5 separate regions of the Mus musculus genome follow, and regions 2, 3, 4 and 5 are each linked to region 1. Evidence: chromatin loops called from intact Hi-C (ENCODE). Cell type or tissue: heart. All regions are shown on one strand. Each heading gives the region's core, and the rest is flanking DNA. Links, peaks and the distances in the headings are about the cores only.

Region 1 (6,121 bases), core at 607-5,606:
CAGTCACTGGCTAGGGCAGAGCGAGACCTGTGGGTTACAGCGCCCCTAGACTTGTGTTTCACTAACAGCACCAACAAGAAAGGGATGACTCTCTTGGGTAGTGAATGGAGCTGAGTCACACGGTGCCTTCCCATGACTGGCATCCCTTAGCATCAGTCAAGGGCTTGGTTGCAGGACACACTTCTGTGCCAAAAGCCAGTGGTGCTCACGGCACTTCTATAAAATGGTTCAGAACCTGTGTACAGTCTGCACCCAGCCATGTGTTTTAAACCATCTCCAGGTCATTTCCCCTAACACAGTCAATGCTGTAACTATCTATTTAGGCATAATGACAAGGAAAGAAGTCTGTCCGTGGTCAGTAAACTCTCATTTGGATCTGTGGATATGAGACCTATGGATAAACAGATCTGTACCTTCATTTAGCAGGGTGACTCTGTAAACTGACTCCCATGTCCATGCTTAATTCATTACAACATAGCATTTTCCATGGTGGCTCTGGTGGTGGCTTACGCTTGTGTTACAGGAACACTGTCTCATCCTAAGGAATGCGAATATCTTCCCCTCAGTTTCATATCGATCTTTTCACCTTCTTTCCCTCTTTTCTCTTCATGGCAAGTCCCCCTCCCCACCTTCTCTAGACTGCAGTACTCCAACAGTGAGCAGAGGACTTAGCTGAGGGCACCCAGCGATGGGACGGTTTCAGGACTCAGGAGCGTGGCAGCTGTTCTTCTGCCCCTCATCCCCTGGGTGTCTAGAGTAAAACACCACTTGAATTCTTGGTAAGAAGAATAAAAGAACTGGCCTAGTTAGGTCAGGTTTGGGGTACTACCTATGACCACTGAGAGGACATTCTGGGAGCCAGGGACACTGTAGGGCTGCGATGCCATTTCTACCACAGCCAGCTGTATGGTGCAGGGCAAATTACTCTCTCTGAGTCTTGGTTTGTGTATCTATAGTCTGTCTGCTTTACTTTGTGTGGTTGTTCAGAAGATTACATTCATAGGATGCTCAGAGCAGGGTACGGCAGCGAGCACCTACAGAGCAGCACTCGGAGGGTAGAAATAGGAAGGTCAAGTTCCAGCCAGGGCACCGACTGCCTGTCCAGAGGTCCTGAGTTCAAGTCCCAGCAACCACATGGTGGCTCACTACCGTCTGTAATGGGATCCATGCCCTCTTCTGGTGAGTCTGAAGACAGCTGCAGTGTACTCATATACATAAAATAAATAATTCTTTTTTAAAAAAGAGTTCCAGCCAACCTTATCTTAAGGAAAAACAAGTCACTGCGTTCCCCTTTCACCTTAGCACTCACTCAGAAAGAATGGGCACACGAGGGTCTCTACAAGTTTGAAGCCAGTCAGTGATATTATACACACATACACATTCCCTCTCTGTCTCTCTCTAGATCTTATTCAAATATCATCCATTTTTCTGTATTTCAGATAATGCCCCCCCCCTTTTGTCACTAGACTCACTGCAGCTAAGCTTTTAGAATGTGAAACATAAAGACTGTTACATACATTTGGGGCTCCATCACTGTACTGCAGCCTCCCTGAGCTGGCCTCACCTATGGCATCCATACATGCCCAGCTATTCTCTGCTCAGTTCCACTGTGCCCACGGGGTAGAGCCTAGCTTTCCTTCCCCACTCTTATCTTAGAAGCGTCTTATCACAACTGATAGTAGGCCCAGTCAGCTTAAGCAGCGACCCTCAGCAACCTGCACTATTGTTCCCAACCAGAGATTTGACCTCACAAAAGCGAGACTTACTCTCACATGTTCCTGCTCTCCAGGGTGCTCTTGCCTGATGCCACCCTCCTGCCCCACCCCCGGGTGATGTTCCTTCTTACTTCCTTTTCAGAGCTGCTCGGGGAACTGTTAGGAGAGTCGCCAGTCATAAAAAAGGACCTGTGCCAAGCTCCCCTGCACATGCCTCTCATAACTTGGCAGAAATATAGCTGAGACTTGTAACCACAGACCAAAATGTATACTAATTTCTAGGACTTCAGGAAGTCTGCTCCTGCTCTGATCTGACTATGAGATTCGATTTAGCTGGGGTCCGCGTGCTCTAGGAAAGCCCCCAACAAAGGCTGAGGGTGCTGTCTGCAAACTCCAGGCTGGGGTTACTGAAGGGGATTAAAGTGGCTTACAAACAAAAGCGTACTGGCCTTGACTAGATCTTTCTTTTGCTCATCTACTCTTCCGGGCTCTCCATCCTAGCATCCCAAAGGAGGTGAAGGATAGCAGACTTCGAGCAGGTCCTGACGCACTGGCTGGGGAGGAGCCCAGCAGCCGAGCGCTGTCTACCATAGCTGACATCCCGAGTTGGATTCCAAGGGGAGGGACAAACGGAGGAATGGCCGAGGGGGATGGAGTCTATGAGTATCCGCTTCCCCATCCACAAGGAAAGAGGCAGTGGTCAGGGACTGCGAGGGCTCTGAACTGAGCTACAATCCCAGGCTTTACCATCAGCTAGTCTTCAGATGTTTTCCCACAAACTCAATCTAGAGGGGTCTAAAAAAAACCAATCAAACAAAAAACCCTTCCCCAAACCACACAGAAAACACCAGCCTCAATCCATACAGTCTCTCTGGGGTTAAGCTAAAACAAATATCAGGTGGCACACCTGAAGGAGCGGATCCTCATTCCGTATCTGGCACAGCTGACTCTATTCAAGTCCTGAATCTGCCTATACAGTCACCTGCACGTTTAAAATGTGACTACTACTTCCTTCTGCAAATGTTTGCTTTTTGCGTTGTGTGCTAGGCGTGAGGAGTTATCATCAAAAGTGTTCTAAGGCCTCTTACTGCACAAAGCTCACACCCTGCTAAGCACTGAGCTACTGTGCTGTAAACGACATGTCGGCACCAGAAGGCGAGAACTCAGGATATTCATATATCCTCCAGACTGCCCGTGCCAGTATCAGCAAGCCAACAGTGGTAGGGTTAGGAGTGTGTATGTGGAAAGGTTTGCTCTATGTCCATGCTTAAAAGTGGGCAGGTATCAGGTCATTGCCCCTTAAGAGACCTCCCTCTTCAAGAACACTGTCTTTTATTACCTACAAATACAATCAAGGACATAACAAATATAATTGAAACTAACAGAGAAGTAGCAACTTACAAGATTGCCTACCAACTAGGGAATCGAATCGGAGGTGTAGTGGGCAATTCATCTACACAGTAAACATCTGCATCTGTAGAAATGCACGAGGCAATATAAGGACACATCTCAAAGCACTCAGCTTGGATATTTCAACACATGCTGGGAATACAGCAACCACCAAATCAACTAAGTTCCTGGAGGAAAAGGAACTCTGCGATTTTAAGTGAAAGGGCGCCCTCTGCTGGACACAATTGAGTCTCCATGATGGCTACATAGACAGGACTGTGTAAGTAAGCCCTCAGAAGGATAAAACTGAAGCAAAGGTGTTGCCACACCTTTAATCTCGGTACCACATGCACACACAGAGACACTCATTGTTGAATACCAGTCATCACAAGCGTGACGTTGCAAATATAGAAGCCCAAGAAAATGGGACCAGGCAGGATCTGGAAAGTTTCTAAGATTCTCTTCTAAATGGCCTACTAAGGCACACTGTATCTCTCTGGAAAGAGAATGGAAACACCCTACAGGCTATTCCAGGGAAACTTAGAGGCACGCTGTTATAGACAAGAAAGAGGTGGCATGCAGAGTGGTACGTGGTGTCTTCTTGGTGGTTGAGTGGACACACTTCAGGTCACTCCTGGCAAAATGGGATTAACCTTTGCTCTCGAGACTGAGGGAGCTAGCAGCAGCTGCAAAAAGAATGTCTGCAACCTGTAGCAAGACAAGGAAGTGAGGTCTTCCCAGCTCCACAGGAAAGGTAACTGTGCCTGACAACCAAACAAAGCTGGCTCCAGGCTGAGCCTGAGAAGGGAAGACGCTCAGTCCCTGCACACATCTCACCCCAACGGTCTTGCTCACGCAGGGCCTTGCCTGAAGGAGAAAGCAGGGCCAAGCCCTGGGGTAGGTGGAGTCTGCCTACTCACACTTTCTTTTCCTATCTAATACATAAATCCATAGATGACCAAATGTTGTTGTTTTTTTTCTAGAAGTGTTAAGTGGAAAGAATGAACCTTACAGGAGACAAGCAGCATCCATTAGTATGTATCAGTGTCACATTAGTCAACTGTTGTCCAGAAAAAAAAAAAAAAAGGATCCCAGAGGGCATAGAAGACAGAGCAGGTAAGGCCTAGAGAAGGGAGAGGCCCAGATAAGGGCTAAAGACTAGGGGTTGCCAATTAGAAAAGAGCATTAGCACTCTGCCTTCCACATTAGCTGTGGTCTTCAGTGTGAGGCTTACCTGGGCTTTATCAAGGGCAGTGGTGCTGAATTCTGGGTTCACACTAGAAAAACCATCCAGAGCTTTCTAAGGATGATGGGGCCTGTGCTCACCCAGGCCACTAACTCTGACACGCCCGAGAGAGGACTGCGCAGTTCTGGCCAGCTATGGCTGCTTTACTGGTTATGTTTTCTCCAGGGCTGGGCACAAGGCTTCTAAAACAGTCGGTAAATAAATGGAGAGGCCCCACTCTTCTCATTTGGCAATGCAAATGACTGGCTGGTTAAATGACTGGCCGAAGGTTGAAGGTCAGGGGGCCAGTTGCTCCAGTTCTATAAATGTAGATGGGGCCCTTCTCACCGCAGGTGCTGTCTGGACCCGGTTAGGCAGGTCCCTGAGGAGCCCCACGGTGAGGAAATCTGCCTGAATCTTCTCCCTTCGGCTTGCTCTAAGGCCCATCAAAAAGTTACCTAGTTTATGCTTCTTACCTGCATGTAAGAAATTGCAAACAAAAGCAAAAGCAAACAAAAGTCCCTCCCCACTTTCCTTGATTTTAAAGATACTTCAAGATGCACTTAGATTTCAAGATAAAAAAATACCCACACACTCAAGTGAAATGGCCACTTACACCCAAGTTGCTCGTTTACACACACACTATTCAGGTTAGAAAGCTCCAACAGGAAATGTCCCGTGTCCTTGCACTCCCCCTCCACACCCTCACATCCCCTCTCTGAGTTTCCCTCCTTCCGTTGCTCACATGTGTCTGTTTAAGTTTGTTTGAATTTCAGGTCTAGGTGGAATTCCACAGCTGGGAGACCCAGGGCAGATCTCAGCTTTAAATATTATTTGCCACTTAATATCTGGCCTGAATGTGTGAATACAAACCCAGGTTGCGGTTGGACATCTTCTACAAAGGACAGGGGACAGGGAGGACCTAATGGCTCCCCACACCTACAGGACAGGTTTGCTAAGCCAGACTCATTCAAAAGGTCATCTGTGCCAAGTCTGGCCCTCCAAAATCAGGAAACATACAAATGTAAATATGTCGTGAAGCTTTTCAGATGCAATCCTGGGGAATGTGCTCTCATGACAAAGTCTGGAGTTCGGAACTGCTAGGCTATGCACACGCACACACATACGCACACACACATACACACACATGCACGCTTAAGTAAGAGCTGCCCTTGGAGTCCTCAAGACTTCTGATTTGCTGCATTTTCTGTTCTAAGAATTCAAATGGAGATGCTAAGCATGGTGACTCACGCTGATGGCCACACAGGCAGGCTGAGGCAGGACTGCTGTGAGCCCTAGGCCAGCCTGGGCTACAGACTGAGCTCCAGGCCAGTCTAGGCTATAGACTGAAACCCTGTCTCAAAAACTGAAAATTAAAAATCTGTGCCAAGTTGAAAGCAAGAGCTGCCTGTTAGTTAGTGAAAAGGTGGATTTTACTTTCTCAGTTGTCAATAAACATACAAGAGATGAAAATGTTGGGGCCCCTGAGCTCTGGAATACAACAGCATTGAGTCTGCACCATAGGGCCAATTAACACTGAAACAGGTTTACAAGGGTTCTGCTTAAAGCTGTCTGTTCCTAGTAAAGGGCAGAAAAGGAAGTCCTCACAGGGGTCTTAAGTCTAGAGAGGGTTCTTAGACATCGCTCTACAGAAAAGGAAGCTGACAGAAAGGAGAAGGGTGGTGTCCTACACAACACAGAGCAGTGGCCTGTTCACACCTGGAATTAAATTAATAAAAGCATCTAAAGTAACATGGGAGGAATAAATCAAATTAAACCTCAGGACACCTGG
Region 2 (6,121 bases), core at 794-5,793, 440 kb before region 1:
GGCCCTGGTCCCTCAGAGCTAAACGAAGAGAATCCCTTTGCCTTCCTCCTTTCTTCTGCTAGTCACCAGGGTTCCTTGACCCCCAGTCATGAGGTTAGATCATTTGTGTTTTTCTTGTCTCTATATGCCCCCCACCATGTCTGTGTCATTGAGTGTGTTCTTAATTTTTTAAAAAAAAAAAAAGTTTTATATTTTACTTATATGGATTTTTGCCTGCATGCAGTATCCACAGAGGCCAGAGAGGGCATCAGATCCCTAGGGACTGGAGTTACAGATGGTTGGGAACCACCCTGAGAGACCTGGGAATTTAACCTGTTCAGGAAGGGCTCTTAACCACTAAGACATCTCTCCACTTCCTCTTCTCTTCTTACAGGGACATCAGTCATCTGGGATTGGGGGCACATCCTAATTCATTATGACCACATCTTATTTTAAGTAATTACACCTTGAAAGATCCTATTTCTAAATACGGTTATAGTCACAGTCACTAGGAATTGATAAGACTTCAGTGTTGGGGCTTGGGAACTAAAGATACTCACCTCCTAGCCTGATGAAGTCCAACACTTGGAAGGTAGAACGTACCTGACTCCTGCAAGCTCTCCTCTGACCTCCACATGCACACCCTTCCACAACGCATGCTCACATACACACATATGCACAAACACATATATACACACATACACACATATACAAATGCACATATATACACAAACACATATATACATACACACAAATACACATATATGCACAAACACATATGTAAACACATTCACACATATACAAATACATACATATGTAAACCATATATATATATATATATATATATACACACAAAAATGCATACACATTCACACCCAAAAACAAAAGGAAGGGAGAGACAGAAGAAAAGAGGGAGGGAAGAAGGATAGTTTGAAAAATATATTCCTGATTTTAAAATTAAATTCAAGCTTGTAACTAAAGACGAAAACACCTGCCTTCTGTTTGCCTTCCAGGGCAGTGTCAGCTCCTCCCAGCCTCCGTTCATCCAGATGCCAGGTAAGATCTTTAACTCAACAAGCAATCTACTCCCTTTCAAGTAGCAAGTGAGCGTGTGCGCTTTGTTTCCCAGTGCAGGGAACCACAGACACCAGGGTCGAACACATGCTGTGTAACAACTCTCTACCACCACGTTCGGTCTCCAGCCAAGAGCTTCCAACATTTCCTTAACACCTATGTTCTCATTTTTGCTTCTTTGAGGGGAAAAAAACTGATCAGTGAAGATAGATCTCATTGAATCACCCTGAACTTAATTGATTAGGTCTTGAAAGATGGGCCTTTCGATTCCCTGCCTGGGAGAAGCTTCTAGACAAAAGTAATGGGCTCCTGACACAGTGTGGAAACATCTAAAGCTTTGACATCATGACCGAATACCGCCAGCAGTTCTCAACCTGTGGGTCGTGATATCGAATATTCTGCATATCAGATACTTACAATTCATACCAGTAAGCAAAAATACAGTTATGAAGTAGCAACAATAATAATTTTTGGGGGGGTCACTACATCATGAGGAACTGTGTTAAAGGGCCACAGCATTGGGAAGGTTGAGGACCACTGTTTTAGATGATATGCCCAAGGAGAAGAGAACATGAGGGGTTGGGGCTACATTTATTAAATTCCTCCTGCATGCCACACAATGAGTTCCGTGTGCTGTGTGGATGTGAGGATGGGAAAGGAAGTTTTGTAACAGTGATAAGCATCCTTGTACACCCAGCTCCACCACACATGATCCCTTCCGGATCTCAAACTCCAAAGTGATTTAACACTTTCCAAGTTGCATGGGAAAAGAAGTTCCAAAGCATCGCAGATAACTGATGTAAATGTCTCTGTTGCATTCCCCGCCCCCCCTCTCCCCCCACACACACACCGGAGTTTACTTCCATTCAAATTTGGCTGCATCTGCTCTTTTTTACTAAAAGGAGTTTCTGCAGATTCTCCTACCTTCTAGAATTCTCCTCCTCTTTTTGAGGAGAAATGGATACACTTGGGAAAGCAGAGGGCTTTTCTTCATGATTATTTTTTTTTATTTTGAAAATAGAACTATAAATGCACCGCCCTGGAAGTATCATTACCTATTCTCCACCCTCATCAATCTGTGGGCTAGAACTTCATGGCATGAATTTTTGTATTTGCCCAGATTCCTCTCTCAGTGTGTTTATAATTAAAACTGTCACTACAGAATCCATCATTGAGTGAAGTCAGAGACGAAACTTGAAGCAGAAAGTGTAGACGAATTCTTCTTGCTGACTCACTCACAGCCTTACAGGCCGATTGGAAATTGGTGGATTTAACATGGAAGTGTAGCGAGCCAAAGCATGCTAAAGTTGGGGAACTTGAGTGTCTCCCCAAATGAATACATTTGCGTGCCATGTTGAATGCAGCGTTCCACTCCCGGATTTACAGACCAGATGGTGTATGAGACCTGATCTACCACCACAGAGCTCTTAGAACCCCTGAGGAGATCGTGGTAGCAGGTCACAGCGTAAAGAGAGCAAAATAAAAATACTACAGTAGGTGGAAGAGGCTCAGGTTCTCGCTCCCACCACCCGGATCTTGGTTTCTCTTCAGGGGGGAGGGGTGAGAGGTAACAACAAAGCTCAATGGGACTCACTGTTGTTGCGGGGAGGGAAGAGGGACATCTTCTCCACATCTCAGCCCCTTGAGAAAGACATCTAAGGCGTATAAAGGTCTGAGGATATGAAAGCTTAAGTGAGTTGTGAGGGTCTGGGAAGGCAATTTAAGATATGCAAATACAAGTTATAAAGGTCTAAGATGGGATATATTAAAATGATAAATTACACGGCCCTGGATCCTGTGCCCCAAACGGATTCCCAACAAACCACCCATTTCCTGCAGCAGACGACTGCAGGGTCAGAGAGTGTCAAACGCAGCAACTATTTCATTGCTCTTTTCTTAAATAAAACTCTCTCCAATTTCAGCTTTTCTCTCTCTTCCTCCTGACAAAACTCTGCCAAGCTTTCTCTTTAGAAACCTACTACTCAAGTCAGAGAGATGAATGAGGGAATCCAGTCTGACCACAAGGGGGCAGCAAATTACACTAGAACCATCAAAGCCTGCAATGTCCTCAAAAACTGGCTTCTCAGCAATCAGCCCAGGGCAAGCCATCTCCTGACGCAGGCTGGGTGTGAGACATGGTGGTGAAGATCGGTGTGCAGAAAAATGAAAAGGCAATCCACCTGTCCCTGGCTTAAAGTGAGGTGTGTCTCCTCTTACCCAGAGAGATGTATTATCGGATGTAAAAAATCCCAGAAGCAGCCTCTTGGCTGTATATTATGGATGTTGTCCTGTATATTATGGGATGCAGTCCTGTATATTACGGGATGTAGCTCAGAAGCTGTGAAAAGATGTTTATAGTCCCATCAAAAAGTGTAGATTCCAAATATTCCAATTTGATTCTGTTGCTGCCACAAATATCATGACCAAAACCCACTCTAAGGAGGAAAGGGATTATCCCAGCTTCCATATTACTGTCCGTCATTGAGGGACATTAGGGCAGGAACTTGAAGCAGGAAGCATAGATGAATGTTAATTGTTGACTCACTCACAGGCTTGCACTTAGCTAGCTTTCTTATACGGCCCAGGGCTACCTACCCAGGGAATAGTGCCTCCCACAGTGGGCACACCTAACATCACTTAATAATCAAAGCAATCTCTTACATCCATACCCACAGACTGACTTGATAAAGACAATCATTTGAGACTCTCTTTGCAATTGGTTCTAGGCTATGTCAGGTTGACAGTTAATGCTGACTGGGATACCATACCCAGGGATTCTCTAACTATCTCTCTGTGCCCCTTCCTAGAAGTATCTGGACCTAAAAGATGCATGATAAATCGTTATCTAGGTAAAGTTATTGTACATCTGACATGAATTCATCTCTAAGGCCAAAGTGAACTTGAAACAGTGATACAGGAACATCGCATGCCATTCGAGACATGTGGATTTTTTTTTTTTTTTTTTTTTTTTTTGTTAACGATGGTGTCGGGCACGTGGGTACCATCTTTTCACACGGCACCAAATGCAGAACCACCTACTCTGAGCTTTTCCTACCGGAAACTTTTGCCCATTTCTCTTTCATGTGGCTACAGGATCGCCAGTGATGTCAGGTTACTATGGTGTCAGGAGATCCTTCCTGTCCGATTCCGACTTCCATAGCAGCAAACAGTTCTCGAATGACCTCTACACCTCCGGCATGAGCAAGCCCTTTGCCTGCGAGTCCACGGCTGGGCAGAGTCACACAGGCCTGCTGGAATCCTACCTGGCTGAGCCCTATGGAGACTACCGCCCACCAGCGCTGACCCCCACACCCAGTTCCCTGTTCAGCACCTCGACTCTGCCACCGCTCTTGCCGCCTCCGTTCCCCAGTGACCCAACTCATTTCGTCTTTGTGAGTGTGGTTATTTCGTGTGCAGAGAGGGAGGGGGAGGGGGTCCCAGCTCCTGTGGCCCAGCACTCGTGCGTGGTGACCAAGCTGGAGCCAGATGACTCACCTGAGGATTCTGCTCACACCTGAGGTGCTGGGTCAGGCTGGCGTTGCTGGGGAGCTTCTGAGGAAATCCAGCTCAAAGATCACATCAAAACCGAGACATCAAAAGACTAGGGTTTTGGAGCCGGGGTCTGTAAGATAGAACTCACATTCATTTTGTTACTATTCTGTTTGCTAAATGTTCCCCCATGCTGCTAATGCAAGACTCCTTCAGGCCTCTGAGCCCTAAGGAACAAAGGTTGGAGTCACATCTAGATAGGACTAGACCAACTCCCCAAAGAGATTTACCCAGCTTCCTCTTCCGTTTCCTTCCCAGTCCCTGGGCTCTAGCTTCCTCACAACACACCCTCCCACCTCGTTCTCTCTTGATCCCTCCAAAGAAATAGGTTCAGAAAGATCTAAAAGCTTCTAATAGTCCTTTAATAGAAAACTGCAAAGCCCTCTGCCACAATAGGATGAATGGCTGAAGGTGGAATTTTAGACCAAAAGGGTGGGACTGGGAATTAACCTTATTCTGTGGCAAGGACTTCTATGGACTTTTGTTCATTTAGGGCTTGCAGCAACTCAGGAAATCTGTGCCCCATGTCACAGATGAACAGCCCTCTGTCTCAGTGTCAGGAGAGTGGTAGGTGGTACTGTGAGTGAACTCAGTCCACCCCAAGAAAAGTACTGTTGAGCAGGTAGGGAGTTCCAACCCCAGGTCACTCTAGAGCCTAGGTCATTGGAGGGCTACTGCTCACCCAAACCAGAAATGAGTGCTGCCTTCCCTTGCTTCTGTAAAGGAGAATGTGGGGCCCCGACTTACATCCTCAAGTAGAAATTAGCCCAGATTTTCCTGGCTTAGGATCAAATGCTAGCGGGAAAAGCTGTCTGCAAGGCAGGCTTCAGAAGCAGCGGAAAGCATGCAAAGTTTCTCCGGATGCCTCCATCCAGTGGCAGCTCTGCATCCTCAGAGCGTCAACCAAAGAATAATTTCTGTGCTTTTGCCGTTTTCCTTAGAGAGACTCCTGGGAACAGACGGTACCAGATGGTCTCAGCCAGCCAGACCCCATGCCTGCTGATGCCCTGCAGAGTTTGCCACCCAGCACCAGTTGCCTCTCCCAACTGGAGTCAGGAAGCAGCACCCAGCACAGGAACATGGGCTGGGGGGCATCCCTTGCTGGGGCTCAGTCCTACTCGCTGCATGCACTGGAAGATCTGCACCACACACCAGGGTACCCTACCTCACCTCCATACCCCTTCACGTCTTTCATGACAGTGTCAAATGACCTCCCACCCAAGGTGGGGCCCCTCTCCCCAGAGGAAGGGTCAGATGTCTCTTCTCTTCATGATCCTTCACCTTGGACAAAAGAAGATGGCAGTATGGCCTGGGGCTCTTATGAGTGCCGGAGAGCTTACTGAGAAGCAGGCCAGAGGACTTCTGCATCCTTATAGAGAAGTTGGACTCTGTGTCCACAGAGTTTTCTAGGTGTGCTTGCTCATTCAGAACTGGATTTTCAGTTTAAGCCACAATTCTGTCAGTGCTAGTTGACAACAGTACTCATCCCTGTTCTTATCCACTGTAAAACCCCTACAAA
Region 3 (6,121 bases), core at 572-5,571, 290 kb before region 1:
TGACCTACAAAGAAATTATGAACTCAGCAAGAATAGTTCCAATTTACTAATGGGTCAGGGAGGGAGTCAGGATTCCCACAGGAAAGACACTAGCTGTCAAGTGCCTTTCTTACATGTATTGTATTGCTTTCTATCTCAGCAGTCCTACAGGACAGGCACTCTCTGTCTCCATTTATAACTGGACAGTGGAGGCCGAGAGATGTTCTGTCACCGTCTAAGTGTTAGCAAGAGTTGAGACTCAAGTTCCGGTGTCTGACACACATCGCATCCTCCTAACCCACAGCTAGCCCACCATGCAGCTCTGAGACTGACTCCAACCATCTTAAGCAGTTCCCTGGGGAGACAGATAAGATGTCATTTCAGATAACTTCCCTCACAAGTGATCTGAGAACCCGATTATGGTAAAAGCAAAAAGACGAACCCTGAGACCTTCTGAGACAGTAACTATCAATCTGTGCTCTGTGGACTGCCTGCATCGACTACCTGTCCCCCAGCCATAGCCCACAGAAGCAGAAATCCTGGAATGGGCTCTCACAATAATACCACCTCTCTTGCAATCCCTATTCAACTGAAGCTGGAGAGGCCTTGCATAAGGGAAACCATCTTAGATAATCCAAGAAGAGACAGACAAGCCACTTGGCTCTGAATTTCTAATAGTCTGTTTTCTGTAAGATGGAAAATAAAAACCTTAAGAGTTGGGCTCTTGAGATGGCTCAGTGGATAAGGATACTTGCCACCAAGCCAGATAAACTGCATGTTGATTCCCAGAAGAGGAGAACCAACTCCCTCAAGTTGTGACTTACACACACACACACAGACACACACACACACACACACACACACACACACACAGAGAGAGAGAGAGAGAGAGAGAGAGAGAGAGAGAGAGAGAGAGAGAGAGAGAGAGAATGCAAAACAAGAAGAAGTAAGAAATTGAGAGAAAGGGGCTGGAGAGATGACTCAGCAGTTAAGAGGTCCTGAGTTCAATTTCCAGCAACCACAAAGTGGCTCCCGGCCATCTGTAATGAGGTCCAAAGCTCTCTTCTGTACATCTGAAAACAGCTACAGTGTACTCATATACACAAAATAAATAAATAACTCTTTTTTTTTAAAATTAAAGTGGACTAAATTATTTTTCCACAGTTGAACTAAGACACATTTTTTTCTTCATCTCTGATGTTTCCTTTCAGTAAATTATCATTAAATCCAAGGCGTCTTATTTTAAGTAAACTTTTCCTGAGTTGTGGAAGTTTTCCTGAAGTTGACATGTCTCTACTTGGGCATCTTTCTCACTCAGAGCACTGAAAGCACCCTGTTTGTTGAGAAAGAGTGCTTGGCATCTGTGGGGAGTTTTGTTCTGCTCTTGATCCACTGCCTGGCTCACATTGCTACGGGGGACTTTAACCAGGACTCCAACCCCAGGTTTCTGGAGTTGTTCTATAAGGTACTTATGACATATACTGAGATTTTCTTTCTCTGTGACTTGGTCATCATTCCCCAGAATAATAAATGCTGTATGCTTTGCAATATGTTGGCTCTATTAGAGACCCATCAGTGACCTTTGGTTCCCACTATCTGGGGAAAGGCTTTTCCTGGTCAGACTTCCTAGGATAGCATATGGCATCATGCATGTTTCAATTGAGATGTAGACTAGCTCTGAGAACAACACCATGGCTTTGTGACAACACTGTTGGTGCATAAAACTCACCGCAATTGTTAGGGAGACAGCAGGTAAAGATGGTCTCAAGCCCCATTTTCCTTTCAACCATTATTTGAAAGCTTTAATAACTATTACTCCCAAGTCACATTGATCTGTCTTTTCTCTTCCTTAACCAGGGGCTGAGAGTGTACTTCAAGGAGGCATTCACTACTACATTGCAAATGTCAGCAGTTCCCTGGGACAATAAGTTTGATAAAAACCTAAGTGCTATTCTGTTAAAAGAGCAGCCAGTCTCTGAAAGAGAAAGAGATCTCCTCTCTAAACTCATTGAGAAGAAACCTGAGCCTTGCTTGGCAAGAGAGTCATCAGAAGAGGTAACTAACTTTATCTTGTTAAAAAAAAACAACTCCTTCACAAAGAAAGAGGACTTGATACATGGCCCATTCAGTTATTTCCAACATTGGCTTGAGTTGCCACCCCTATTATCAAGAAATAAGCGGAAGTCTATTGTAACCTCATTATGACTCAGAGACTAAATGAAAGTGTAAAATTACCCCACACTTATCCAAATATAATGTGCTGTTTTCTATGCAAACTTGACTGTGGCCTTAATAATAAGCTATCATTAAGGACCTTTATGAAAATATTATCTCATAATCCTTTTAAGAATTAAAAAAAAAGATCCTGGAGATACAGGAGAGCTAAATAGAAGCTCCTAGAATCCATCTCCTCCTCCACAAAGAATCAAAGAAATAGATACATAGTTACCTTTTAAGGTGAGCACAACCTTGAAGCAACAGAGAGTCTGGGAACAGGAGAGGCTTGAGGCCAGGCATCTGCTACCCTGGCCCCACAGGATGGGGAGCCTCACCAACTCTTATCAGTGCTGATGTGGGCAACTGTAACTACTGGAGAGTGTCATGGCTCTCATAGACCAGCAGCCTACCCTGCACTATGCTACAGGGGGACTACACTGCGATCTAACTGCTTTGGTAATCTGAAATTTGCACAGTAGCCCCAATTTGGACACATTTGGCTTCTGTTGCTATATCAAGCACCATGGTCAAAGCAACCCAGGAAAGTTTGGCTTATATTGTATAGTCCTTTGTCAAGGAAAACTAAGGCAGGAGCCTAGAGAGTGCAAACAGAGCCCACAGGGAGATGCTTCTTATTGGTTTGCATTCAGACTCACCTTTCTCGTGCATCTCAGGCCTGCCTGCCCAGGGATGGCATGGCCCACAGTGGCCTGAGCACTCTTCTATCAGCTAGTGATCAAGAACATGTCTCACAGATGTGCTCACGGGCCCACTCTCACGCAAGCAATTCTCTTTTCTCGGGTGTGTCAAGCTGATAACCAAAATTAACCATAAGTCCATCCCTTGTCAACTTGGCACATAGATAAGACCCTGTGAACCATAACAGTTCCTTTCTTGCTTGCCCTCCATATCTCATACTCAAGTCATAAAGTACAGTGCAACTTTAAAAGGCCTCATAGTCTTTACATTTTTTTTCAATAATTTAAAAAGTCTCAGATCTCTTTAAAAACCAAAATCTCTTGACTGCAGGCTTCTGTAAAATCCAAAATAAATTACAGACTTTCTTATTTCAAGAGGAAAGAGCTGAAGCACAGATCACAGTGTTACAATGACAATCAGAGGGAAGCTGTGTGGTTTGGGGACACTGCACTGTAGGGGGCAGTGGTGTGACACGGGGAAATGGAGGTGTCCCCAATCCAGAACCATATCAGAGCACTCAGCATCTAAGGTCCAAGACATAACCAGCTACAAGTGAGCATGTGCCAGTGTAGACCTGAGAACAAGTATCTCCCACCCTTCCAGATCCTGCTACTGCTAAGCAGGGAAGCAATACTGTGGTTTACACTGATGGCCTCGCCATCTTAGCAAGAGTGTGAGAGGGGGTCTAAGTAGCCCTCTGGCGCTGCCTGGAAGAGTAGTGCAGAGCAGGTGAGCGCAGCTCTAATCACATCCTTGCCAGCAGCAAACACAGATCAAAAGGGGGGGGGGGGGGCAGGAAAACTTTCCCATAATCCCATTGCCAAGAACGCATTAATACCAGGCATCCAGCAGCAGCAGAAAGGAATACCATAGTTCCAGCTGCCACCCTACCTATAGATTTCCCACTGCTGCCCAACCCCTACATCTTGTCTGACTGTACACTGCTGTCAGGACAGAGTATGAACACAACAGAATGGTGCTGAGGCTCCCACCATTGTCTCTCTCCATGAGTGATGTGAGACAGCATCATCAATTGCTCCAAACACAAGGTGCTCCAGGCCCCTCACCACTACTTAGGCTGCAGTGCTAGACCGAGTCCTTCATAAGTAGTAGAGCTGGCAACAATAGTGCCTAAAGAGACTCCAATTATCCAATAGGAGCCACTACTCCCATTGTGGTAGTAACTAAACAGTGAACACCCCATATCCAGAGAGCAGACCACATCCACCGCTATCTATACCAGAGCTTCCTAGATCACCAGTATCCCCTCTTACAGAGCCCACCAAGATAGTAGGCAGGTCTCTTTGACTCTACCATAGTTTACACTATGTAACCTCATTAAGCATAGTTAAAGATACTACAGGAAGACTACACTGCAGATCTATTGCTTTGGACCCAGGGCTAGGCAACATATCATGGCAACAAAAGCATGTAGCTGAGCCTGCTCACTTCAAGGCACACAGGAGGGAGAACTGGAAAGGAGGGGGCTCAGGTGTACCTTTCAAGGCACATTTCCAAAGGCCCACTTTCCCCAGGTAACCTAGCATTTCACAATTCCAACAGCTCCCAACAATCCATTCACATTTTGAATCTACCACTGAGTTAAATTGTTGGTTTGACCAAAGCCTTATGGTACACTTATCTTTGGAGCTGCCCTCGTCGGCATACCCAAATGTGGTGCTTGGCTGATGATATCTTTGGCACCTCTCAATCCAATTGGGTTGGCCACGGAACTCTGTCATAGGCCAACTCCTATGGAAGAGTCCTCAGTTCCCTGTCCCTGTCCCTCAGCGGTGAGTACCCTTCTGCTCACTTTCTCTTCTTCCTTACATTTCCTCACTCGGCTCCCAGGGTATTAAGAATCCTCTGGTTTTCTCCTGTGCTTCTGGTTTTTCCTCCCTGTCTCTTTTCCGGTATTTTTTCTTCTCTCTGACCTCTCAGAATTAGAGGATCATAGTTCTGTCCTGTGGATATATTTGTTTCCTAACTCAATCAGATCAGATTGCTAAGTAATTGTATGCACCTACATGAGTATGAAGTCTCACTAAACAGGTCCAAGACCCAATTTTTCATCTTTCCAAATGTGATCCACCTAAAAGCATGTTCATCTTGGTAGATGGCAACTCCATTCTTCAGATTTTTCAGGCCAAGACCTTCGTTTTGTATTGTGTACCACACAGCCCACTCATTAGGAAAGTCCTGTTCTGCCTCCAGAACATACTCAGAACCTGACCACTGTTCAACGAATGGTCCTGCCACCGCTTAGTGCCACCACCATCTCTTGTCTGGATCTCTTGAATGTTTGGATGTCTCGATAGCAATTGGCCTCCCCAAGACCACCCTTGCCTCTCTCTTCAGTCTAGTCTCATCACAGAAGAGGGATCTTTTAATAGGAAAACCATATCTTCTCAAAATTGTCTTGTGACTTCCCATTTCATTTTAAATAAATGAGAGGAGCCAATGCCCCTTCTCACCTTCCCCTACCAGTCTGCCCACTTCATTTACCCACCTCCAAACATGCGGTGTACACGGCTTCTGAAGGGTCCCCTCTGTCTGTACTGTTCTTCCCACTATCACATTGCTTCTTGAACAGGAGTGACTTTTGCACACACACCCCAGGACATTCATCAATGTCAGAGACATTTTTGATGCAATGACTCAGGATAAGGAAGTACTATTGACAAATAGTGCGTAGGCAACAAGGATGCTGCTTATATAACACATAGGAAAGATCACACAACAAATAATGGTTCACCCCAAAATCTCAACTGGAGCTGAGCTCCAGAAGCCTGGTCCAAGGAGGAAAAACACCGGACTCCCTCATCACCTTTGTCTCTCTTGTCTTTGCTCACAGGTCAGCCCCAATGCAGCCTCACATGCAGTCAGACAGCCCCAGTACAGACACGCTCACATGCAGTCAGTCAGCCCCAATGCAGACCACCTCACATGCTGTCAGCCCCAGTGCAGACAACCTCACATGCAGTCAGCCCCAGTGCAGACACCCTCACATGCTGTCCCAGTGCAGACACCCTCACATGCAGTCAGTCAGCCCCAGTGCAGACACCCTCACATGCAGTTAGTCAGCCCCAATGCAGACAACCTCACATGCTGTCAGCCCCAGTGCAGACAACCTCACATGCAGTCAGCCCCAGTGCAGACACCCTCACATGCAGTCAGTCAGCCCCAATGCAGACAACCTCACATGTTATCAGCCCCAATGCAAACC
Region 4 (6,121 bases), core at 214-5,213, 300 kb before region 1:
TGGGGACCAAGTGGCTGTGGCTGGAGCCTCTGCCTCTGCAGCCAAAGATAAGGCTAGAACAGCTCATCTTTCTAGCTCTGCTGTGGCCAAAAAGACTAAGGAAGGCTTGTTTTCTAGGCAGCAGATGAGGATACTGAGCGAATGAGAGCTCCTGAGAAGACTTTAGTTTATAATACACAACAGCCTAAGGGCAGGGAAGGGTTAAAGAGGCAGCTACATCGAACAGGGCCTTTCATGGGGTAAAAGCAAAGGAGATGAGATACCCCCAAGCCAAGAGGGGAACTTCTCCAGAAAGGATACCGCTCAGCTTCCTCCTTCCTGCCTTTCCCCGCGGTGTGTGTGCCCTTAGATTCAGTGTAAGAGCCTCAGCTGGGCTCGGAAGGCTGCTCCACACCCCATCTTCAGGACTCACCAGCAAAGATATAATCTTGATGTCTACATGTCCCCAAGGACTGGTATGATATTAGTGAGGAGAGGCCAATCACCCCGAGACTGCGAGGTCCTCAGAGCTGAAGGGAGTCATGGTGAGTGACAATCTGGGATTAGATTCCAAGGGCCCCAAATCCAACTGGCAGGTTCTGCCATGCTTCAACTTCCTGGGTTACTCTTTGCTCAGTCTGCTGCCTAGAAGACATCATTCATCCACTTGTTTTCCCAGAGAGCATTTATTAAGCGGCTGCTGTATACAGATGTTGCTAGGCACTAGGAATACAGTGTAGAGTTGGAAAGAGACATCTGACCACAAATTTGTCAAGTAAAAAAGTAGTACAACCATGCGCAGAGAACTCAGATTAAGAAATGGGGCAGGCCACTGTTGACTGACACACAGATCCGGAACCAACGACCCTAGATTCTCGGGATTCCAAAAGAAATTAGGAAACAGGTTGGTGAAAGAAACCAATTTATTTTTAGGTTGGCCCAATCAGAGAAAGAATCTAATTTCTATCCACCAGGACAGTTTATAGACTATAAGACAGAGGCCAGAGATATGCAAATGTGGGTGTGAGATAGTCGACTGGGTCTTTTCTTGGAGAGAAGGCTAGTTGGACCCAGGCTGCCTCCATGTCTCTGCGTACTCAGTGCTTTCTTTACTGTCAGCATGGAGGGTGTGTTATATTCTTACAAGTTATGTTGTTCCACCACCGAGGGGCAAATTGCAGATCGTATTGTACATCCTGCTGAAGCTCCCCTTCCAACTGTTGCCACTCAAAGTTCAGTCAGAGAGCAGGGTTGGGTTTAAGTTGTGCCTCTAGAACTTCAGTATGCATAAGGCTTTGCAGCAGTGGGGAGGGAGGTCCATGGTCTTCTGACTCCACAAGGCAGGGGTCAGGCACAGCGTTCTGCATTCCGGTCAAGTTTCTCAGAAACACTTGTGGTCCATGCAAGCATCATGCCTTTAGGAGACAGACTGAATCTGCTGAGAACCTGGAAGAAGATACGTTGAAGGTGTGTCTAGATCTGCGTGTGGGGACGCTAATCATACGCCCATCCCTCGCACAGGTGGGACCTGGGAGGACCAGGTAGACCTAGAATGGTTTGACACAGAGGTCTTCTTTGGGATACTGCATCGGCAGTCTCTGACAGTGACGGCCAGTCTCAGCCAAATCAACAAGGAGGTAACTGGAAGGCCCAAAAGGTGCTTCTGTTCATGGCCAGCAGAGACAAGCAGGGCTGGAAGTGGATGCAATGGGGGAGGGGGGATGAATGGGACGTGGGATGGAGCCTAAAGAACTCCGGGGCAAAGGAAAGATAGAAAATTTCAGATTAATTAGGACTGATATTAAGAAACGTATAGACTAATTGACAAGGAAGGGAGGGAGGGAGGGAGGGAGGGAGGGAGGGAGGGAGGGAGGGAGGGAGGGAGGGAGGCAGGCAGGCAGGCAGGCAGGCAGGCAGGCAGGCAGGCAGGCAGGCAGGCAAAGCCAAATAGGCCTTAGATTCCTATCCCTGGTCTTCAGTGACAGACATTGGAAATAAGTCAATACATTAGAAGTCTAAGTATCCAAACTGGCCAGGAGCTGGAGATATATCTCAGTGACAGCATCCGCCTGGCGTGTTGTATGCATGAGGTTTGATCCCCAGCATTGACTTGAGGGGAGAACTTTATTCTTGCCAGTTTTATCCATTTCTTCCAAGTGTCCTCAGAAGCCGGTTCTCTGCCATCTCTCCAGATATTGGCAGTAGAGGGCGCTCTAAGCTTACAGTAAAAAGCTGGTGGCTCTTGGGTGGTAGTCAAGACTGACTAATTCCTCTCTCTCAGCTCAAAGTCCTCTACCGCAAACTTCTGAATGAAGCTGGTTCTCTCCGGCAGCTGTGGGGTGCTCAGCGTGGCACCTCAGCTTCCACTAACCAGATTCTAATCCAGAGAAAGCAACAAGAGGTTGGACTTTGAATTTGCACCTTCCCACCCAGCCTCTGTGCCCTCTCACAGTCCCCAAGCCCTGTCCCCTCCCCACCCCGTCCCTCCTCCCTGCCCCCGCCCCCCGTCCCCACCCCACCAGCCCTGGTGCTTGGAGCCCTACAGGTAAAAGGGGCAATGTGTCTTTGACCCAGGCCGCTAAGGCAGTTGCCATGGCTGCAGAGGAAGAGTCTAGGCAGAGGCGAAGCCTGGTGGGCGAGTATGCAGCAAGCCTTGCTCACCAACTGGAGCTCCTTCACCAAGACCTCTGTGCCAGGCAGGACCAGTGGGCCTCTTTCTACTCAGCGTTGATGGAAGCTCGGTGGCTGCTGAAGGCATCTGCAAGCTCTAGCCCAGAGACGTCCCCACAGCCTGGGCAAAGCCCTGGAGAGTATGTACCTGGTTAGCCTGAATCAGAGGGTGGAATGCAAACCAGGGAAAGAGAGTATGGATGGCTTCACAGAGTTCCAGCAGTAGCGACGTTAAGTGTCCTTTTTCCATCTCTCATTGTCTCTGCACTCTGACCGGCATGCCATATGTGTCTCTGCAGGGTGGATTCTCGGCTGGACACTCTGCTGGGCCGCTTGTCCCAGGCCATGCTGCAAGAAGGTCACCGCTTGAAGGCTTGGGGTTTCCTGGACACTGGAACAGGGGCGGAGCTGCTACAGGCAGGTAAGCACTGATGGCCTCATCAAGGACCTATGGGAACTTAGTCCGTATGTTGAAACTAAATCCCTGCATTCAGGACGTTAGGCACCTCAAAGACCTAAGTCCTTCCCCTAAAACACCTGCAGAGGCAGAAGTGGAAGGGGAAGGACGCGAGGAACCCTGGGAACAGGAGGGAGTTCCTGTTCAATGGCCCCACACAAAAGATGAGGGGAGCTCAGAAACAGGGAGGATGAGGAAGGAAGGCATCACAAATGACAGATTTGCAAACCATATGACACTTCTTGAAAATAAAAGCCTAGCAGATAAATGTGAACAGTCAGGTTTGGAAAATGCTGGGTTTGCCTTGAAAAGATATCCGTTAAAGGCAGAGCAAGTTCTAGAAGTTCTCAGCCCCACCTCAGTACCCACAAAACTTTCCCCCAAAGGACCTTTACCTAGCCTGTAATCTGAGGATACTGGACATTGCAATGGTGATGCTCTGTGCTCAACTCAAAAAAAAAAAAAATTAAAAAGTCTCTATCCTGGGGAGCACTACCCTGGGGAGCACCATTCTTGGGAGCATCATCCTTGGGAGGTTGGGATAAAGTTCCTGCTAACTTCTTCCTGTCTCCAGCCAAGACTCCTAGCCTCCCCAGTCACCTCGGGAGAGGCCCAGCAGGCAGCCTTTGCTTTCCTGCAGCCCCAGCAGGTCCTCAAGAGGGTACTGATGACATCATTGTGAATCCTGTCACCAAGTTGATGGTCCCTGGACCCAACTGTACGATGATACTCCCAGCAAGTGGCCACATAGGGCCCGTACCCCCTGGCTACTTTATCCACCCTGACACTGGGCATGTGCTGCCTGAGGCTGGACACCTGGGATATGATCTGCTGAGCTCAGGGCTGATCCCCATTGCTGACTCTAATGCTGGTAGGACCCTGGCCCACTTCCCAGCCCTAACTTTATTTTGGGCTTCAGAGATAGGGCGATGCTCCCTGGGGACCTCAAGAATGAATGCACACACAGCATGGCTCTGTCCTTGATCAGAGCAAAGCAGTAAACACCTGCTCCTTCACCTCACCCATGACTTCTGCTGGATTCGGGTGGCGCACGCCTTTACTCCAGCAGTGGGGAGGCAGAAGCAGGTGGATCTCTTGTGAGTTTGAGGCCAGCCTGGTCTACAGAGTGAGTTTAGTGCCAGAGAGGCTTCACAGAGAGACTCTGTCAAAAGAAAGAAAGAGGGGAAAGAGGAGGAGGAGGGGGGGGAGGAGAGGGAAGAGGAGGAGGGGGAGGAGGGGGAGGAGAGGGAAGAGGAGGAAGAGGAGGAGGGGGAGGAGGGGAAAGAGGAGGAGGAGGGGGAAAGAGAGGGAGGATGGGGAGGAGGAGGAAGGGAAGGACTGGGAGGAGGAGAAAGGGGAAGAGGAGGAAGAAGATGAGGGGGAGGGGAGGGGGAAGAGGAGGAGAGAGCTGTTCAATGAATGAGAGCAGGTCCCACAGCTGCTGTCTTCCATGATCTACAAAACGGGGAGTGGGGCAGAGGCTAGCAGATGGGGTGTTGCTAACACCTCCCCGTCTCCCTATCCAGGTGATGTCCGAACATCAGAGGCCGCTATTCTCCCCTACATGCCCTACCCAACGAATCCTGTCACAGGCTGCCCAGCAGATACTCACCTGCCCATCCTACAACCAAGAAGAGCATCACAGCTGGGGGCTCTCATGTCTGACCCCATCACAGGCATCGAGGTGCCTGTGCTTGCTGTGACTTTGCATCCCCAAACCAGGGAGTGGCTCACTCTCGGGGGAACATACTGCAGTCCTCTCACCAAGACGTTGGCCCCTTTGGAACTGGGGGGACCCATGGAGGACCCAGTCACAGGAGGCATCGTGCCAATCCTAGGCGTTGGGCTGGATGAACACACAGGTCTCCTGGAAACTATCAATGCCTTCCACCCTGTTGCCCCTGCCTGGCCTAGCTGCCCAGTTTCTCCCAGCCTCCTATCTTCCTCATACTCTGGTCAGGCTGAAAACGATACCCCATTCTCTCTTTCCACTCTACCTCTGCTCCCAACCCTTCCCTCTTCTTCCAAGTTTCCCTCTCCTCTTCCCCCATCTCTACCACAGTATCCCCACGGTAAGTTTACACTAGAAGTAAACCCGAGGGCAGCTCCTCCGTTTTTCTTGCCCTTGGTGCTGCTGTGGCCCTGCCCTGCCTTCCTTCTTCCCTGTGCCTTGCATGTTTATACCACCACAGGTCTCTTTCCCACTTAACCCTCTAGGTGTCTTGCTTCCAGGTCAGGTGCTTGCCGTAGGAGGGCTTCGAGATGCCACCGGGAGCCTCTTGATGCCTGGTGACAGCTTTGTGGAGCCACTGAGTGGGAAGACAGCCCGGCTCCTGGGAGCTTCCCAACAGGCAGGGCAGATATCAGCCCACGCAGGGGGGTCACAGGCCCTGCTGGATGCCAATGTCTTGGTGGCCCAGAGGCAAGTGATTATGATGCTCCAGCAGTGTCGGGAGACCACAGGATCCGGGGCCCAAGAACTGCTGGAGTCTGCCACAAAGGGCATGAGACAAGCCCTGGCCCTCAGTCTGCACCACATCCTCCAGCAGGCTCAGAGGCTGGAGAGGCAGTTGGCAGCAGCGCATGACATTGAAGTCAGTGGTGGCTGTATAGGTATGTGTTGCTTTGGGCCTTGAAATCCCAGCCCCAGAATGGCTCCATATTTCAGTTCCTCACAGCACAGAACAGGGCGCCTCAGCTCGGCTGGCCTTGCATATGTGTGGCCAAAATAAGAGACAAGTTCAGGACCAAACTCTTGTCAGTGGCTTTAGGCTGCCTTCCTCGTCCATCCTCCTAATTACTCCAGTAAGTCTGATACTTTGTGTTTATAAAATGAACAGTCTTGCGATCTCATAAGGTTCCCAGGCTCATAACCAGCCTGACACCCATCTTACATGGGACCCTACCAGACAGGGAGTTGAGTAGCTTGCTCAGCAAGGGTTCTCCACTAGTTGGCAACAGAGTCAGGCCCAAGGCTGGAATCCCCTAAGCCCTCCACCCCCTTCTCATTATTAT
Region 5 (6,121 bases), core at 631-5,630, 200 kb before region 1:
AAATCGTTAAAAGTAAAAGCGACAAAGAGAATGTGACTCATTAGATACACCAGAAAAACATGGGCATATGCTGACACAAAATAAGTGAATAAATTAAAGCTTTGATGTAGAATGGGATATTTACATGATTTCAGGTAAAGATCATTATTAACAAAAGTCACCCAACAGGCAAAACGCCACCTCAGTCAACTGATCGGTGTGAACACTGTGGATGACAGGCCTGTACTGAGATTGTCCACCTCACATTGTGGTGTGGTGAGAGGGACATGGCATCACATCTGCGCTGTCTCAGTCAAAGAGGAAGCCTTACACAACAATAACTTGATGGACAATCTACAAAGTAACTGGACCTGGATAGCAAGCCTGAACTCTGATGGAGGACAGTAGAAGTGATGGCTGCACACGCGACTTGATCCTGAAATGGACCCCTCTTTTCCTGTAACGAAAAATATAGGAAAAATGTGGATGAAGTCTGAGGATGAAATGATAAAATGTGTAGTGCTAATTTCTTGACTTTAATGTTGCATTTAGGATATGTCCTCATGATGCCGGGAATGTCTTCATAGAAAACACACAGTAAGTAATAAAGGACAATGGACCGTCAGGTCGACCACTTTCCCTCGTGTGATTTGGGGACAGGGATGCTCTTTGCTCTGTACCTGCAATCTCTTCTCTGTTAGAAAGTATTTAAGGAAAACCATTTACAAACATCACTTCTATAACTATTGATCACATCACTTACACTATACCCATTCATCTGAAGTCAATACACAGGCTATGCTGACAGCATCTAACAGTCTTTAAACCAAGACAAAAACAAATGAATTTCTGAGAGAACCATCATCATCAGTACCTAGCTCCAGGTGCCGGCCCATTTCTCAGATCTTTGCCTTGCCCTTACAGGCAGCAGGGAGTTATGATGAGCACCCTGCAAAAGCCAATTCAGAGACTCCTTTCTCCCAGTACTGCCCATATATCCCCCTCTAGAAATGCAAATCCGTAGTATGACATAGAATAAATAAACACTAAGGTGTCTTCTAACTCTAAAATTATTTTATTTCAATATTGTACTGGCTTATGTTGAGTATTTGACAGCCTCCTGAACTTGTAGTAGGACACACATAATAACAGAGACAGATACAAATATGAAATTGCAGGGAATTGCACCCTCAGAGGAGAAAACATTTCTGTACAGACCTTCCTTTGTCTCTTTCTACAGAAGGCCAGTAAATGGTTACTAATTGCTAACTAATCTTAAGCTATCAGCGAGTCTTGAGATTGAACATCAGAAAAGGTGACCAGAATGAGTTATTGGATCACCCAAAATATAGTAAGGCCAGTTATAAAGTTTCCTAGAAATATGGGTTTATTAAATGTATAATAACCTTCCAAATAGGTACTTGAATATTAGATAGCATTTCCATATACTAATAAGAAAATTTAGTCTATCTTAAGGAGCTCAAAGTTGGGGCTGTAGTGTTTGTTAATCTTTGTTTTCACAACAGTTTATAACAGCTTGACAACAATAATAGGAAAGACCAATACACTAAGAACTTAGCCAGAGGAACCACCAGACTGATTTCCAGAATGGTTGTACAAGCTTGCAATCCCACCAACAATGGAGGAGTGTTCCTCTTTCTCTACATCCTCGCCAGCATCTGCTGTCACCTGAATTTTTGATCTTAGCCATTCTGACTGGTGTGAGATGGAATCTCAGGGTTGTTTTGATTTGCATTTCCCTGATGATTAAGGATGCTGAACATTTTTTTTCAGGTGCTTCTCAGCCATTCGGTATTCCTCAGGTGAGAATTCTTTGTTTAGCTCTGAGCCCCATTTTTTAATGGTGTTATTTGATTTTCTGGAGTCCACCTTATTGAGTTCTTTATATATATTGGATATTAGTCCCCTATCTGATTTAGGGTAGGTAAAGATCCTTTCCCAATCTGTTGGCGGCCTTTTTGTCTTATTGACAGTGTCTTTTGCCTTACAGAAGCTTTGCAATTTTATGAGGTCCCATTTGTCAATTCTCAATCTTACAGCACAAGCCACTGCTGTTCTATTCAGGAACTTTTTCCCCTGTGCCCATCTCTTCAAGGCTTTTCCCCACTTTCTCCTCTCTAAGTTTCAGTGTCTCTGGTTTTATGTGGAGTTCCTCAGAAAATTGGACATAGTACTACTGGAGGATCCTGCAATACCTCTCCTGGGCATATATCCAGAAGATGTTCCAACGGGTAAGAAAGACACATGTTCCACTATGTTCATAGCAGCCTTATTTATAATAGCCAGAAGCTGGAAAGAACCTAGATGCCCCTCAACAGAGGAATGGATACAGAAAATGTGGTACATTTACACAATGGAGTACTACTCAGCTATTAAAAAGAATGAATTTATGAAATTTCTAGGCAAATGGATGGACCTGGAGGGCATCATCCTGAATGAGGTAACCCAATCACAAAAGAACTCACATGATATGTACTCACTGATAAGTGGATATTAGCCCAAAAACTTAGAATACCCAAGATATAAGATACAATTTGAGAAACACATGAAACTCAAGAAGAATGAAGACCAAAGTGTGGACACTTTGCCCCTTCTTAGAATTGGGAACAAAACACCCAAGGAAGGAGTTACAGAGACAGAGTTTGGAGCTGAGACAAAAGGATGGACCATCTAGAGACTGCCACATCCAGGGATCCATCCCATAATCAGCCTCCAAACGCTGACACCATTGCATACACAAGCAAGATTTTGCTGAAAGGACCCTGATATTGCTGTCTCTTGTGAGACTATGCCAGGGCCTAGCAAACACAGAAGTGGATGCTCACAGTCAGCTATTGGATGGAAAACAGGGCCCCCAATGGAGGAGCTAGAGAAAGTACCCAAGGAGCTAAAGGGATCTGCAACCCTATAGGTGGAACAACAATATGAACTAACCATTACCCCCCGGAGCTCATGTCTCTAGCTGCATATGTGTCAGAAGATGGCCTAGTTGGCCATCAGTGGAAAGAGATGCCCATTGGTCGTGCAAACTTTATCTGCCTCAGTACAGGGGAACGCCAGGGCCAAGAAGTGGGAGTGGGTGGGAGTGTATGGGGGACTTTGGGATAGCAATGGAAATGCAAATGAGGAAAATACCTAATTTAAAAAAAGAAGAAGAAGAAGAACTTAGCCAGAAAACTATGGGCTGCTTTAATTTTTTATGCCACCAGATGGCAATAGTAAGGTGCCATCAAAATCTGCACCTAACCTAAACTTTGGTTTCTATCAACTTCCTGTAAGGAGCAGGCAGGCCTGATAAGGATAGAGGAGACACAATACACTAAAAACAAGCAGTTAAAATCGTGGGTTCTGAATCAAGTGTCCAGGCTCCCCGTCTTCTTTCTGCCACTTACTGGCTTTGCCATCTTAAACTGATATAACAACAACAATAATAAACAACTTCATTATAGAAGCCTCAGTTTCTTTATCTCTAAAATGGGGATAACAGGGTCAGGGAAGATTGATTGTTCAGCCTGTAAAGGGCTTTCCATTCAAGCATGAGAACCTGAGTGCCGATCACAGGCACCCAAAGAAAAAGCAAAGCCTAGCAATGAATGTCATTCTATCACTGGGGGACATGGATCCCAGGGCTCACTGGAAATCAGCTCCAAGCTCAGCTGGAAACTTTGTCTCAAAAATATAAGGTAGAGAGATCAATAAAAGAAGACACTCATCTTTAAGTTCTGTCTTCTCACCTGTATACTTAAGTATACACACACACACACACACACACACACACACACACATACATGCACTTGGTACACCCTATGGATTGATTTGTGTGTATACCTTAACTTTTTCATATTTTGAAAACCCAAACCCTTATTAAGAAACCCAATTAAGGGGGCATGAAGCCCCACTTCTAGTTGAGGAGCTATTTGGCATTTGATAACTGCTTTGAGAGGGAGATTCCATTTTTTTCTTTAAGGGTGTGACCACTAGTAGATTAACCACTCTTTAGAGCAGGCCCCTCACCCAAAAGTATTTGGGCAAAACACAACTCAACAGGTTTGGGGATGGTAGGTGAGGTGAAGGTGGGTCCAGGAAAAGTTGGAAGGAAGGGGTAAACACAATTAAAATACACTGTATGGAATTCTCAAAAAAATAAATAAATAAAACATTATCTAAATAAATTAAAAGAAATTTCTTTTAAAGAATCACTGAAGGAGGAGATCCCCATTTTCTACCTGGGATCTCTCTGAGGAAGGTCCACACAGGAGAGCGCTTGTGCCTCAGAAGCAACAGAGCTTCCTGGACAGGGTCCCTTCGGGTCTTCATCCTCAGCTAGGAGGCAGAGCTGATCCTCAGACCTCTGTGCACCTTCATGCCAGAGGAGAGGTGGCCTCCAGGAACTGCTCTGACCCCCAGGACTCAGGAGAGAGCTGGTCTCACAGGAGTGCTGAAAGAGGCTAACAGACTCACAGGAGGAACAAGCTCCAGCCAGAGATAGCTAGAACATCTAAAACTGGAGATTACCAGATTGCAAAAGGCTTAAGAATCTTAATAACAGAAACCAAGACCACTCAGCATTATCAGAGCCCAGTACATCCACCACAGTGAGTCCTGGATACCCCAACACACCTAAAAAGCAAGATTCAGATTTAAAATCATATTTCATGATGCTGGTAGAGAATTTTAAAAAGGACATTAATAACTCACTTAAAGAAATACAGGAGAACACTTCTAAACAGGTAGAAGTCGTTAAAGAGGAAACACAAAATCCCTTAAAAGAATTACAGGAAAACACAACCAAACAGGTGAAGAAATTGAACAAAATCATCCAAGATCTAAAAATGGAAGTAGAAACAATAAAGAAAACCCAAAGGGAGACAACTCTGGAGATAGAAATCCTAGGGAAAAAATCAGGAGCCATAGATTCGAGCATCACCAACAGAATACAAGAGATGGAAGAGAGAATCTAAGGTGCAGAAGATTCCATAGAAAACATGGACACAACAATCAAAGAAAATGCAAAATGCAAAAAGGTCCTAACTCAAAACATCCAGGAAATCCAGGACAAAATGACCAAACCTAAGGATAATAGCTATAGATGAGAATGAAGATTTTCAACTTAAAGGGCCAGTAAATATCTTCAACAAAATTATAGAAGAAAACTTCCCTAACCTAAAGAAAGAGATGCCCATGAACATACAAGGATCCTAGAGAACTCCAAATAGACTGGACCAGAAAAGAAATTTTTCCCGACACATAAATAATCAGAACAACAAATGCACTAAATAAAAATAGAATATTAAAAGCAGTAAGGGAAAAGGTCAAGTAACATATAAAGGCAGACCTATTAGAATTACACCAGACTTCTCACCAGAGACTATGAAAGACAGAAGATCCTGGACAGATGTTATACAGACCCTAAGAGAACACAAATGCCAACCCAGGCTACTATACCCAGCAAAACTCTCAATTACCATAGATGGAGAAACTAAGATATTCCATGACAAAACCAAATGTACACAATATCTTTCCATGAATTCAGCCCTTCAAAGGATAATAAATGGAAAACTCCAACACAAGGAGGGAAACTACGCCCTAGAAAAAGCAAGAAAGTAATCCTTCAACAAACCTAAAAGAAGATAGCTGCAAGAACAGAATCACAACTCTAACAACAAAAATAACAGGAAGTAGCAATTAATTTTCCTTAATATCTCTTAATATCAATGGACTCAATTCCCTAATTAAAAATACATAGACTACCAGACTGGCTACATAAACAGGACCCAACATTTTTCTGTATACACGAAACCCACCTCAGGGACAAAAACAGACAATATCTCAGAGTAAAAGGCTGGAAAATAATTTTCCACGAAAATGGTCCCAAGAAACAAGCTGCAATAGCCATTCTAATATCACATAAAATCGACTTCCATCCCAAAGTTATCAAAAAAGACAAGGAGGGGCACTTAATACTCATCAAAGGTAAAATTTACCAAGATGAACTCTCAATTCTGAACACATGCTTCAAATGCAAGGACATCCACATTCACTGAAGAAACTTTAGTAAAGCTCAAAGCATACATTGCACCTCCCAGAATAATACTGGGAGACTTCAACACCCCACTTTCAT

What was found. Peaks named below come from ENCODE experiments on the same cell type or tissue, not always from the same donor. Only the 100,000 strongest peaks of a DNase experiment are listed, where the experiment ranks them.
Region 2: it touches region 1 in a loop (2.5-fold over the local background); 6 of 42 quality-filtered maps call a loop at or near these places.
Region 3: it touches region 1 in a loop (3-fold over the local background); 14 of 42 quality-filtered maps call a loop at or near these places.
Region 4: it touches region 1 in a loop (10-fold over the local background); 29 of 42 quality-filtered maps call a loop at or near these places.
Region 5: a loop joins it to region 1, with 9 times the contacts of the local background. A loop is called at or near these places in 12 of 42 quality-filtered maps.

Annotation. Positions count from the first base shown.
Region 1 is chr9:50,846,651-50,852,771 of GRCm38, reverse strand. No RefSeq gene overlaps it. Among named protein-coding and RNA genes, the nearest start is that of Ppp2r1b, 7.2 kb to the left of the region's middle. In heart, for the core only: a CTCF peak has its summit at 3,347 (motif pointing left); DNase peaks (open chromatin) are centred at 1,851, 2,301 and 3,341; H3K4me3 peaks cover 668 bases; H3K27ac peaks cover 519 bases.
Region 2 is chr9:51,289,871-51,295,991 of GRCm38, reverse strand. It overlaps 1810046K07Rik (RIKEN cDNA 1810046K07 gene), which reads left to right. Exons shown (of 5, transcript NM_001372554.1): 3 at 993-1,035; 4 at 4,147-4,445; 5 at 5,544-6,121. The coding sequence ends at 5,945. Gm32819 (a long non-coding RNA gene) reads right to left here. Exons shown (of 9, transcript XR_003948163.1): 6 at 4,549-5,551; 7 at 3,271-3,391; 8 at 2,648-2,725. Among named protein-coding and RNA genes, the nearest start is that of Colca2, 14 kb to the right of the region's middle. In heart, for the core only: a CTCF peak has its summit at 3,071 (motif pointing right); a DNase peak (open chromatin) is centred at 3,121.
Region 3 is chr9:51,134,477-51,140,597 of GRCm38, reverse strand. Gm32742 reads left to right here. Exons shown (of 31, transcript XM_017313740.1): 29 at 1,298-1,444; 30 at 1,837-2,034. Among named protein-coding and RNA genes, the nearest start is that of Btg4, 22 kb to the right of the region's middle. In heart, for the core only: a CTCF peak has its summit at 3,350 (motif pointing right); no DNase peak of the experiment used is centred there; H3K27me3 peaks cover 413 bases.
Region 4 is chr9:51,148,662-51,154,782 of GRCm38, reverse strand. Gm32742 reads left to right here. Exons shown (of 31, transcript XM_017313740.1): 11 at 350-524; 12 at 1,501-1,616; 13 at 2,261-2,380; 14 at 2,554-2,789; 15 at 2,949-3,070; 16 at 3,747-3,977; 17 at 4,633-4,968; 18 at 5,339-5,719. Among named protein-coding and RNA genes, the nearest start is that of Gm32742, 17 kb to the left of the region's middle. In heart, for the core only: a CTCF peak has its summit at 2,181 (motif pointing right); no DNase peak of the experiment used is centred there; H3K4me3 peaks cover 457 bases; H3K27me3 peaks cover 1,233 bases.
Region 5 is chr9:51,049,506-51,055,626 of GRCm38, reverse strand. The region is part of intron 1 of Gm32681 (a long non-coding RNA gene); the gene reads right to left. It also overlaps a transcript of Layn not described here. Among named protein-coding and RNA genes, the nearest start is that of Gm32681, 6.1 kb to the right of the region's middle. In heart, for the core only: a CTCF peak has its summit at 3,208 (motif pointing right); no DNase peak of the experiment used is centred there.